Regions from separate parts of the Homo sapiens genome. Here all the other regions are linked to region 3. A link is a contact called in ENCODE Hi-C data. All regions are on one chromosome and are shown on one strand. Each heading gives the region's core, a stretch centred on a gene start or an enhancer-like site at or near the end of the contact. The rest is flanking DNA. Distances are from core to core; before and after follow the strand shown. Region 1 holds the start of RO60 (Ro60, Y RNA binding protein). Region 2 holds the start of TOR1AIP2 (torsin 1A interacting protein 2). Region 3 holds the start of SWT1 (SWT1 RNA endoribonuclease homolog).

Evidence for each region. A loop is a pair of places that touch in the nucleus more often than their neighbours do. Pooled maps may share reads with other maps.
Region 1: a loop to region 3 is called in a map of CD4-positive, alpha-beta memory T cell, with 34 times the contacts of the local background. The contact joins the promoter of RO60 here to the promoter of SWT1 in region 3. A Hi-C loop is called at or near these places in 2 of 168 maps with a recorded cell type or tissue (CD4-positive, alpha-beta memory T cell and naive thymus-derived CD4-positive, alpha-beta T cell) and 8 of 50 pooled maps.
Region 2: a loop to region 3 is called in a map of natural killer cell, with 9 times the contacts of the local background. The contact joins the promoter of TOR1AIP2 here to the promoter of SWT1 in region 3. A Hi-C loop is called at or near these places in 3 of 168 maps with a recorded cell type or tissue (CD4-positive, alpha-beta memory T cell, naive thymus-derived CD4-positive, alpha-beta T cell and natural killer cell), 1 of 37 single-sample maps with no recorded cell type and 14 of 50 pooled maps.

Annotation. Positions count from the first base shown.
Region 1 is chr1:193,058,002-193,062,276 of GRCh38, forward strand. It overlaps RO60 (Ro60, Y RNA binding protein), which reads left to right and starts at 1,611. Exons shown (of 9, transcript NM_001173524.2): 1 at 1,611-1,775. It overlaps UCHL5 (ubiquitin C-terminal hydrolase L5), which reads right to left and starts at 1,359. Exons shown (of 11, transcript NM_001199261.3): 1 at 1,184-1,359. The coding sequence starts at 1,259. RefSeq lists enhancers at 711-1,020, 1,045-1,777, 1,181-1,710, 1,778-2,510.
Region 2 is chr1:179,875,241-179,879,341 of GRCh38, forward strand. TOR1AIP2 (torsin 1A interacting protein 2) reads right to left here and starts at 2,563. Exons shown (of 7, transcript NM_001199260.2): 1 at 2,453-2,563; 2 at 1,999-2,133. RefSeq lists an enhancer at 2,538-2,897.
Region 3 is chr1:185,155,282-185,159,315 of GRCh38, forward strand. SWT1 (SWT1 RNA endoribonuclease homolog) reads left to right here and starts at 1,886. Exons shown (of 19, transcript NM_017673.7): 1 at 1,886-2,033. TRMT1L (tRNA methyltransferase 1L) reads right to left here and starts at 1,672. Exons shown (of 15, transcript NM_030934.5): 1 at 1,197-1,672. The coding sequence starts at 1,431. RefSeq lists enhancers at 760-1,665, 1,509-1,618 and silencers at 1,169-1,418, 2,159-2,278.

The sequences.
Region 1 (4,275 bases), core at 361-2,860, 7.9 Mb after region 3:
GGTGGATCACGAGGTCAGGAGCTGAGACCAGCCTGGCCAGCATGGTGAAACCCTGTCTCTACTAAAAAAAAAAAAATTAGCCGGGCATGGTGGCGCGTGCCTGTAATCCCAGCTACTCGGGAGGCTGAAGTAGGAGATTCGCTTGACCCCGAGAGATGGAGGTTGCAGTGGGCCAAGATCGCGCCACTGCACTCCAGCCTGGGCGACAGAGCGAGACTCTGTCTCAAACAAAAAAAAGAAAATTTCCCAATCCTTACCACTGTGCCTGAGATATAGAAGATGAACAACATATGCTTGATAAATGACATTCCAAATATTAAGCTGTGTACAACAGGCAATATCTACATCAACGTTTAATTGTTAATCCCGCGTAAAAGTTTTAACATCGTAGAGTCAATAACACTTGGGAAATAGATAAAAACGTACTGTCCAAAGAAGAGACTAAGAACAAGATAAATAGGGAAGGATAAAAAGTAAAATGTGTTGATTATTTAGGACGAAAGGCACTAAATACAGCCAGAGAGAAACTGTGAGGAAAGCATGTGGCCTCTAGTCTAGAACACTAGCTCAAGAAAACTCACTTCACCGGAAGCCAGAAATGAGCAGAGAGCGGAACCAGTGAAGTGGCCTTTCAGGCCCACGCAGTCAGCGTGTGTGGACGTCCCGAAGAGCTATTCACACATTCAAGGCGTTCTGCTTTGAATAACCAGAATCTCGAGTTCCTGGGCGGCTTGAGCCGCAGACACCTCACCCTTGAGAAGGCGCACCCTAGGGTGGCTTCTGCAGGACTAATGGCCTGAGCAATGCACTTGACCTCACCAGCCCGGGATAAGGTGCGCGCCGCAGAGAAGGGGCAGTGCAAAGGGCAATACGTGCTTAAGAGCTTGGGGAGCGAGGGCCCTCAAGTCAATTACAGGATTTGGGTGCCAGGTCCTGAGGATGCAGCAGGCACAAGACTGACACGATCCTTGCCCTCGTGGTGTGGCTCTACAAATTACTGTGGAAACGCGACTGTCTCGAGCTGAGGAGAGGGCAGAACATCTACATTTCCCCCACCCGGACTCCAGGTTCCTGAAGTCACCTCTCCAGACGCGGGGCGGCGGTGGCCGCAGGGAACCACTCCATGCCCAGCTTGGGCCTCCTCCCGTGACCCCAGGCCCAGGACGGTCCCCTTGGTTCTCACCGAATCCTTTAATGAGCTCGGTGAAGACCCCGGGGTCGCTTTCCATGAGGCACCACTCCCCGGCATTGCCCGTCATGGCCCTGGCCACACACCGCCCCGATCCACCTCTCGCTCTCAGCTGCCCCCCGCACCAGCTGCCGCCGGCCACAGATCTCAGCAAACCCGCCGCCGAGCTCGTCAACCACACGTCACCCCGCCTACTTCCCGACAGCCTCCGGGCGCCGTCACCTGCAGCGCGACTGAGCGCGGGAGGACGCTCTAGCCACCCTAGAGACATCGAAACTCTTCCCAGGCCTTGCAGCACCCGTAGCGGATTCGGAAGGGCTGGGGCCTGAGAAGAAAGGGCGGTGATTCACAGCGCCGAGGAGGCAACATCCGGGATCCTCGCCCCTCTGGGGCGGAGGCGGGGCAAAAGAAGAGGGGCAGGACTCGTTCCCGGGAACCGAACCTGGAATCCCCGGCGGCAGTGGGGCTGTTGCTGTTGCTGTGGCTGTCGCTGCCCGTCAGGCTGCCTTCTTTTGTCGTTTCCCAGCGCTGCGCAGGACTTCTCCTGGCGGCGCTGCGGATCCAGGGGGTCGGCTGCCAGGTACAGGTGAGGACATTGCGGGAGGCCGGCTGGGAGCCTTTTGTGCGGCCCCAGGGACGCGCAAATTCTGACCAGTCCTCCATGTCTCTCACCCGCATCCCAGGGGTTGAGGCTGGGCAAACGCCGCGAAACTATCGCTCTTCCCCGTCCCGCTTCCGCGCCTGTCCACCCTGGGTAACGGAACCAGCATCGCGGTAGGGACATCCTCGCTAGGCCCGGCCGGACCATTCCTCAGGGTGGGCCCTTTCCGAAGCCGGGACCGCTCCTGCTTGTCGGCATCGCTCCCCACAGGCCGACGTCGAGAGGGCCTGCTTTACTCCTCCTCTTTCTCCTCCTTCTCCCGCGGCTTCTGCGCGGAGAGGCGTCGCCCGGGATCTGGGTTTTGGAAGAAGGATCTTTGTGGGAAGACAGGGTGAATTTATCACAGAGGAATAACGAGGGAGAGGAGAAAGGTTTGTCCATGGGGCTGCTAGACTAGTGGAAGGGGATGCGGTGCGTCAAGGGAAAATTAGGTTGAAAACAAATGTCGTGTATTAATCTAAAAACATTTGGAATGGTTCTAAAACTGGATGATGAGTTAAACCAAATATTTACTAAATATTTACTAAATTGCCCTCATTCAGCAGGCTCTTATAGAATACTATAGTGTTAAGATTAAAGTTTTTAAGAGTATATTGAAGTCGTTAAGTGTATATTTACTCCTTAAAAGCTACATATTCCAAGAAAGACCTTTGGCTTCCAGAAAAAAAAAATGTTTTAGTGGGTAAAACTCTGACTCCTTCCTTCTCAAATAGGTGACTTGTGCCCTGGAGTTAGGGAGCCTTGTGCTACAGATTATGTGAAGCCATGAAATAAACGTGGTAAATTTTATTGAGGGAAGCAACAGAGCAGCTTTTGTATTAAAAGGAGCCTGAGTACGCTATGGGGTAGAAGCCAAAATTTGTATGAAGTGTTGGTTTAAAAAAAATTTTTTTTGTAACTTTCTTGAAGTTTATCTCCGGAAACTCTGCCCTCAACTTGGAGACTAGGAGGATTCTGTACAGTATATTTCCTTGAGATACTTTATTGGAAAAGTTTAAGAGGCACAGAGTCCAGAATGATTGGCATCAGAGCCCAAAGTAGTTTGTGGTATTTTTTTTAATCTGTAATATTGCTATGAACTTGAAAATGTTTTCTGTGCAAAATACATCAAAACTAAAATGTACTTGATACCCAACTTAATTAACATGGTACCTATTGTAGAAAGACCAAACTGAAAATTTAGCCTTTGGCACAATCTAGAAGTAAGCAGAGAAGGGGGTTAAGATGCCTTTCATTATGTTAACGTTTAATCCTGAGAGTTTACATAAAAAGCCAGATTTCTGGGTCTTTGAGAAAAATGAGATCTGGCAACTACTAGTTCCATACCACGTGGCAACCAGTTGGCAGCTCCCCTCAGACTAGCATGCTGTCATTTTTGCCACAGTTCCTTCCTCATCAGTTTTTATAGCATCACATTGATCAGTGGATTCAGATACCTGTATCATGGGTAAACAAACCTCTATCATGGGCCCAATTTTCTATTGTTGTTTCTTTACATTTGTCATGCACTCTCATAGATATGTCAGCTTTGACTTCATTTAAAAAGGAATAATCTGCAAATGTGTTTGACTTCTTGAGATGAAAGGCAGCATTTTCAAATAAATTATAAAGAGACTTTGGAAGATATTGAGATGTGTAAATTCAAGAAAAATGTAGGATTCCTTGGAAATAACACATTAGTACTGATAAAAGATACTGTATATGCTGTAGTTCTGATGATTGTGAAACAAGTGCTATTATATAATGTGTGTTACTAGCATTTCCTGATTTTGCATTCTAAATTAAATTTAAAAGTAGAGAAATGGACATTGTATAAAATATCCACAACCAATTTAATATGCGGCCATGCTTGGCCGGGCACCGTGGCTCACGCCTGTAATCCCAGCACTTTGGGAGGCCCAGGCGGGTGGATCACGAGGTCAGGAGTTCAAGACCAGCCTGGCCAACATGGTGAAACCCCGTCTCTACTAAACATACAAAAAATTAGCCGGGTGCGGTGGCAGGCGCCTGTAATCCCAGCTACTCAGGAGGCTGAGGCAGGAGAATCGCTTGAACTCGGAGGGCGGAGGTTACAGTGAGTGGAGATCGCGCCACTACACTCCAGCCTGGGTGACAGAGTGAGAGTCTGTCTCAAAAAAAAAAAAAAAAGTGTCCATGCTTTTAATATTATAGTATTGTAATATTTAACTTCTCAAGAACTTAATTTATAGAGATTTAATACAACATTAGTTGTATGGTGTGTTTTAAGAGCACTAGATAGATAGGTCAGGCCCATCCAAAGAATTAACTATATCTTTTTGTTGTTAATCTGGATTTACAACACTTGATTATCCAGGAATGGATTAACTGATGACCAGGTTCTGACCTCACTCACTGCCCAATTGCCTTCTAAACCACTGATAATGGAGCTTAAGCTTTGAGGCAG
Region 2 (4,101 bases), core at 1,313-3,812, 5.3 Mb before region 3:
GATCCACCCACCTTGGCCTCCCAAAGTGCTGGGACTATAGGCGTGAGCCACTGCACCCAGCCCCTGGCTAATTTTTTCCTTGGTTTTCTTAATTACAAAATGGAATAATAGTACTTAGATGAAAGAGGCAGTGTGAAGATCAAATGAGATAATGTGCAATACTGGCAACCACAGGGGCACAAAAGAAGTCCTCAAAAACCGTAAATAATTATTATTTGAACTATTAAAGGCAAAACCAGACAGCTTCATTTATATAATTAAAACCCCAGAAGACACCAATGTTTCAAAATTTGACTTTTTCCAAAAATGTCATTACATTTACATGATAGATACTCATGGTCAAGGGCTGAAGGAAAATCTCTAAAAATCAAACAATTTGATTTGTTGAGGTAGTGGAGTTATAGGTGAATTTTCTTCCCAGAAATTTCGATTACCAAAATTATGTGCACAGTTCATACCAGAGCCATGGCACCAAAAAAAAAAAAATCATGTGCCAGCTCCTTTAAATATTAGTAAAGAGGAAAACAGCCCACACAGTAACAAAATAGGAATTCAAACCCAGCTATGACTCCAGTCTATGCTCATTACCAATGTTAGGGACACGCTTCCTTATTCCCAAGTGCTTGATTTCTGTGCAAAATTTATGGTAATATATGATCGCCCTATGAATTCCTTCTTGTAGGACACAGTTTAATCCAGTAGTTCATATGATGTAGAAATATTAATGAAATTTTAACACAATCAAAATTCTAAATGGTAAATAAAACAGCCAATTCTTCATTCTTTAAATTTTTTTGGAAGTTGTCGAATCTCCAAGTTTATGGGCCTTCACAGTTGACTTAGTGAACAACCTCAAAGTGATAAAGCAGACAAGGCTTTTTGAAGCAAACATTCCTTCAGGAAATTCAAGTGGCACTTCAAAGAAGTGTGGACTTTCCTGGAATAGAATTTTGACTTCTGTGTTCCATGGAAATGAATGGAATACAGAAATTACTTCTTAGGCAAAAATAAGTTATATACAAGATACAATACATTATTAAAACACCCAATAATCCTCAAATAATTAGCTACATTCTGAAGTTAATTTATTTATAAATTATTGAAGCTCTCAAGCTAGCATTACCTCTACATTAGGAAAGAAACTAGATAAAATAGTTCTTAAATGAGTCACGCAAGGTTGCGTAACAAACCAGCAGAAAAACAGGTAATCAAGTTGTGGACTGCACGTTCAGCATAATAAACATTACTGAAGACAGGCACTCAGTTTTCATAACAAATGTTAGTTTTTCAAACTATTCTAATCCACACAAAGTCTTCCAAAAACATCTGTAGTTACTCTACCATGAAGTTCCTTTTTTTATTAAATGTTTCCACTGGCCTTTTATATCCTCATCTTGTGCTCAAAAAAAAAAGCTCAAAAAACATGGATAACTGCCACAGCTTAAAACAAAGAAAGGATCTCTCATACAGATCCAAAATAAAATGTGTTAAAACCTAAAGACAGGTAAAACAAAGCCAGTATGTTTAATCTATGTAACTCATTTCTGGATCTGTGTAACAGTATAAAGTCTGATAATTAAGCATTACTCATAAAGTAGAGAGTACTATGAAATTTGTTAAAAGAAGGAAAAGGCACAAACTTTTTCATCAGGTATTAAATACAATTGGGAGAATGGTACATATATAATATGTAAGCAAAATGGTAGGAGGTCTTACTAAAACTTCAACTTTGCCCTTTTTAGCACCAATTTTTTTTTTTTTTAAGTATTATCTTTTCAGGATTAAGATTATGAATGTCGAGAACCTAGGCATGTTGGGAATGGAGTAATCGCCGCCTACACTAGTAGGCAAATTTCCCACTCACATTTCGAACCCTAAAATAATTCGGCTTCTCACCTTAAAGTCTAAACCCAAAAATTTACTCACATCTTAACCCATTTAATATTTATAAGATTCAGTTTCTTTTTATCCCAAAACAAAAATATACCCCCAACCTACCTCGTTTACTGTTTGAGTGAGGCCAGGCGTGGTGGCTCACGCCTGTAATCCCAGCACTTTGGGAGGCTGAGGTGGGAGAATCGCTTGAAGCCAGGAGTTCGAGACCAACCTGGGCAATACAGTGAGACCCTGTCGCTATAAAAATAAAAAATAAAGTAATTAGTAGGGCATGGTGGTGCGGGCCTGTAGTTCCAGCTACTTGGGAGGCTGAGGCGGGAGGATCCCTTGAGCCCAGAAGTATGAGGCTGTGGTGAGCTATGATCACGCCACTGTACTCTAGCCTCGGTGACAGGGCAAGTACCTGTCTCAAAAACAATAAAAATAAAAATACCATTTGTGCGGTACGAAGGTGGGGGTGGGGAGGGACCGTTTCTGAAAGTCCTTTTCAAAAATTCAAGATATCAGTTTCAATACTAAAACATGGAAAAGCTGCATAGTCATTTTGTTTACTTACAAATTCTGGCGAAGTTTTAAATCGTAAAACTGTTAGTATCAGGAGAGCCCTTCGAGTATTCTCTCCGCTCCACACCGCTCGGCTGCACCCAGCGGCCGCCGCGGCCCGAATGTCGTCCAGGGTCCCCGCCCATATGACAAACACTTTCCGCCGGAAGGCGCCCGTGGAATCCTGGGACTAGTAGTCTCCGTGCCCTGCCTTCTGCCTTCTCCATCCTTCACCCTCTACTGCCAGGTCGTCTGACCCAGCGACAGGCGCGGTAAATGCGCGACCAAACCGCAGAGGTCCCATGCAATCTCATGCTGACAGGATTACAGGCATCTCTGTAAGACGTCGACCACCCTGACCTGAAATTCATAGACTGAAGAAACTCATAGGACCAACACAGTGAGCAGCAGTACCAAATGATAATGGCAAGCACCATGTCCTGGAACACACCCTCTGTGCCATTAAGAGGAGCATGTAATCCAATGAGTTGCCTAATCTAAACCTCAGTTTGCTCGTGTGTCAAATGGGGACAACGTTACTTACCTCATAAGTTTGTTATTAGTAGATTAGATGACGTATGCAGCATTTCTGTTAAATGACAGTAGTGACAAAAAATAGCTGTTTTGATCTACTAATTTTATAAATGTGAAAATTAAGAGATGGCGAGCAATTTACCCAAGAACATACAATTTGTTGGGGGAAAAATGAAGTAAGTCTAAAATTCCTGTTCTTGACCTACAGCAATTCAGGACAAATCTAACCAAATTTCAAGAAGAAATCTATTCATGTAAAACTCCCTTCCCCTTTCCTCTTTTTTTTCCCATAACAGTCCTGACCAACACACTATTTTACTTATTTTGATTTTTGCCCGACTCCTCCCATAGAATATAATCTCCAAGAAGGCAGGAAACATTTTTTGTCTTTTAGTCTATTTTGTTCACTGCTGTATCCCCAGCACAGAGAACAGGGACTGCCTACTACACAGTAGCTCAAGTATTTATTGAATTAATAATTCCTCATTTAATGTGATTTTTGGTGCCTTCACTTCTCAATCACCCTCTCTTGGCAGAAGTGACAGGATTTGGTAACACTCTTGGATGGTGTTTAATAATTAACTGCAAGTCCTAATTCAACAAAAAGAATACTATATTCCATTCACTTTATTGTGTTTAATTAATTTCAGTATAACATTTCCAGGAATTTTCATTTGTATTGTCATTAAAATATTTTTCTATCATTTGTAAGACTGGGGAATAAATGGAGCCAGCTACTATGTCTTTAATTAACTTCCTCCTGTTTAATATTTTAATCATCTTTTCCTTATTAAAATTGTTTGCCTACTTCATTTGTACTACTAAGTCACAACGGATAGATTTATCTCTTTAAATAAATGAACTTCTGCTTACCCTAAAGCAAAAAGTTCCTGTACAAAAAATTTATTGTTCTAAAATGTTTCATTTAAAATAATTATTTTGGCCAGGCGTGGTGGCTCACACCTGTAATCCCAGCACTTTGGAAGGCCAAGGCGGATGGATCACCTGAGGTCAGGAGTTCAAGACCAGCCTTGCCAACATGGCAAAATCCATGTCTACTAAAAATACAAAAATTAGCTGGGCATGGTGGCAGGCACCTGTAATCCCAGCTACTCGGGAGGCTGAGGC
Region 3 (4,034 bases), core at 636-3,135:
CTTCGAAGTGAGGTAGGAGGCTACTTAGGAGGGTGGAACCCTCTCAGCTCCCCATGCCTCCCCGATCCCTACCCACTGTAGTTGAAGAAACAACTGGCCTTATTTTGTACCTACAAGCTCTGATCTTATATAATGAGAAGGGGCTTACCTGAAGCATTCTGACTTTTGTCTTTCCTGTGATTAGCCCTACTCTGAAATCTATAACAATTTGTATGTTGTTTCAAAACTGCAAAATAATCCTATCTATAACTATCTAACCTTTTATAAATATTAAACTCAAAACTGGCCTAGAAGTAGAAAAAATAATGAATTAAAGATTATTTTAAGTTCCAATTCAGAAAGCACATAAAGGTCAACTTATGACCACAAACTAAATGTTAAAAGAACTTAAATTATGTCTTTCTTAGACCTTACATTTTAAAATGTTAGAAGATCCTTAAGAAAGTGTTACTCATCAGTCTTTTAAATTCCTATATGGTCCAATAAACCACCACTTAGAAAACATGCAGGCACATTCAGAAGCACAATAATATGGGCCATTAATTCTCAACAGTCTATTTCTGATGGAATGGAGTACAAAACTCAATTGGTATTTATGTATGGGGGAAAACATCCGTAAATTTAGTCGACTCTTTCCTAAACTACTACTCAGCCTCAAAATCTTTTCGGAGGCAAGCTGCTAGCGGGGGAAAAGAAAACTGAAATGAGAAAAACTCATCTCCTTGTGGCTGTCGAAGCAGAAAAGCTAGTTGACAGTAATGGTTTAGAAATGTTGGCAGCTAGGATCTACTACCGTAAACAGGTTGCCTCGGTTACTATGTCACATTTGAAAGAACTTAGTTAACCATGGCAGACTGGACTGCGGGAAACTACCAAATTATGTGTAACTTCCTATTTTTGTACCTTAAAAAGACTCCCTTTTAAGAAAAAGCCCTTAACCTCATTATTTCCTTCTATCTGCAGCATTCCTGCTCTCCGCATATCCCTCACCGTGACATCCTCGAGGCTTATGAAGATGCCGTCTCCCATTCTGTAACCCTGCTTTAGCCGCTACACGGGCCCCTCTTTCCTCCCCACCATTTTCCTAAACCTGCCTTGCCCCATAAAAACCATCCCGGTGAAGGGCCTCCCCTACTTCCCAGCAAGGCGCACTTTCTCTCTTCTGCAGCAGAAAGATCTGGGCCTTCTGCACTTACTGCTTTTAGCCTCCTCAGGGGCAGAGGCTAGGGACGGGGACAGGGCCGGAGCCTGGGCCAGGGCAGGGGCTGGGGCTGGAGCCGAGGCCGGAGTCGGAGCCGAGTCCAGAGCCGAATCCGGGGCCGGAGCTGGGACCCCAGCCGAGTCCCGGGCCGGGGTCGGGACCTGGACCTGGGCCACCTCCACCTCCTCCTTCTCCAGGGGCAGCAGCTCCTCCTCCGCCATATTCTCCATAGTTACCGCCTCCGTGCCAAGCCCGCCCGGGGACCCGGAGCGGGGCTCACGGCGGGGTCAGAGAACTGACGTGAATGCCCACAGGGCTGGATCCAAGGAGTGGGGAAGCAAGTGGGGAGGGCGGGATGCGTGCAACAGACAAAAGATGAAGAACCAGTGACCAAATCCTGTTAGTAGAAAACAGAAAGCCAGAGGCAGCGATTCCAGATGCCCGTCCGCTTCCCTTTCCCCGAGGCGTTACGACGCCACCACAAACTGCGCAGAAGCGTACTGGGGACGGCGTCCAATTGGGTAAGAGGGTTCGGTTTCTACGGTGCGTCTCCGGCCCACCGGCCAACCACCAAACCGAACAAAGACTACAGCACCCAGGATACACTGCGCAGTCTGGGGGCGGGGCCGGAGTTCAAGCCTCGGAGGAAGTAAATGCAAATCTAAGCGAGCGCTGTGGGGCGGTGAGTAGGTAGTGCGGATGCGGGCGCAGAACTACGTTTCCCAGCAGGCATACAGTTGGTGGGGCGGGGTGTGTGTGTGTGTTGGGAGGCGGGGGTCCCTCTCCTTTGGCTTGGGGCTCCGGAGTTGCCACTGCCGCCGGCGCTGGTAAGGTAGGAACTGCGGGGTGCGTTGACGTTTTGCTGGGCAGGTTCCCCCTCGTCCCCCGCCCCAAGTATACTGGCGGGCGGGCGGCCGGCCGGACTGGGGACTCAGGAGTCACACGGACCTGGGCGGGGCGACTCTGTGGGCGGGTCCGGGGACGAGCCAGCTCCGTGGAGGGTGTGGTTCTGGCCCGGCTTGCCTCCGGGGCTGCCCCTTGCCCGGTGTTGGGGTCTGGTCGGTTCGTGCGGAGCCCGCGGGCCCGCGGCGGTTTACTAGCAGCTGACGAGCTTGCCTGTCCATCCAGCTGACTTGGAATTAGGGTCTGTTCTTCATTTCGCACCCTCACCTACACCGTGACCCGAACACTCTTTTCCTTTGTTTTTATTTTTGCTTTAGTCTTCATGTTGCCAGTATCAGCAGTTCTGCGGTGTGGCCAGTGGATAGAAATTAGTTGTTTTGCTCTATTTTGCTTTGTTTTCAGGCTTTTAATAACCAGAGCTCTGAGTGGGTAGAGCTTCGGGGCATTTAATTTTGATGCGTTTCAGATCCCCAAAACATATGCTAGCGAGTCCCCTGTCCCCCGTACTTCTCTCCCCTTCACTCTTAGTGCCTACTTGACATTCGAGCCTTTCTTGTTTCTTTCTTCTGTCCCCCCGCGATAAATCCACTGGGACAGAAAGGAGAAAAACGTGAACTTTCTGGCTGCCCTGCTTGGGCTTGGTCCGAACCTTCTAGGCATCAGGGCAGGAGAGGGAAGCCCAATTTAGTCTCAAGAACAAGACGCGCGCTTCCAGTTAGCTTTTCTTAGTTAATTAAGTTGATAAACGCCAATCTTCTTGGTCTATTTGTTTCCTACTTGTTTCAGAACCCCGGGGAAGAGATAGCATGATTATTTGGCACTTTGAAGCACTAACTGGAAATTAACTCCTCCCCCTATAGTTAAGAAGTATATATCTGGAGGGGTGTGTGTGTGTGTTTAACCTCTCCCCAGTTTAATGGGAACAGATTATCCCTGTGGAGCTTCTGTGAGTTATAGTCCTAAATCCCTTTTACTGATCGTCCCGTACAGCTTTTATCTAGTATTCCTGAATGTGTAGTTGACTCATGGCTCAACAGTCAATTAAAAATGGGATAACACTGACTATAACTTACAGAAATGCTAACTATATCTGTGCATCATCCAATAATTCTTGTTCTCATTTCTTTTTTTTTTTTTTACTGTCGTTCATGATGATTTTTTATTTCTAAATGACTAGATGGTTAACTGAAAGCTAGATTCAGTATGTTAATGTCATTTAACACCAGCTGGAAACCAGATTAAAAGGGTCAGATTTTAGTGTCTGGATTCTGTGGGAATTTTTGTAAGAATTTCTAAGCATGGTCTGTGCTTGTAAGACATCCTGAAGAAGGAATCGTCAATGTTTGAAGAATTAAATAATGTTATTCATCTATTGCTACTGCATAAGTTATACCAAAACATAGTAGCTTAAAACAACAGTAAACATTTATTACTCCACAGTTTCTGTGGGTCAGGAACTCAGAAATGACTTTCTGGGTTGATCTGGCTTTGGGTCTCCTGAGGTTGCAGTGAAGATATGTGCCAGGGCTGCTGTCATGTCACTTGATTAGGGGTGCAGGATCATCAGCTTCAAAGGTAACACACTCACATGCCTGGCTGTTAGTTGGTTCTGGTTGTTGGCAAGATGCCAGTAGTTCTTCCCTTGCGAGCCTTTCCATGGGCTGTTTGAGTGTCCTCATGACACTCTGACTTTCCCTAGAGTGAGCAGTCCAAGACAGAACAAGGCAGACGTCATGATATCTTATATGATTTAGCCACATACCACTATGTAGCAGTAATATCTTATTGATTACACAGGTCAGCCTTATTCATTGTGGTAGCAGATTACATTAAGTGCATGATTACCAAGCATCAGGAATCATCAGGAGCCATCTTGAAGACTGGCCAGCACATGAAGTCTCCCCTCATTTATGTTTTGATTTGCATAAAA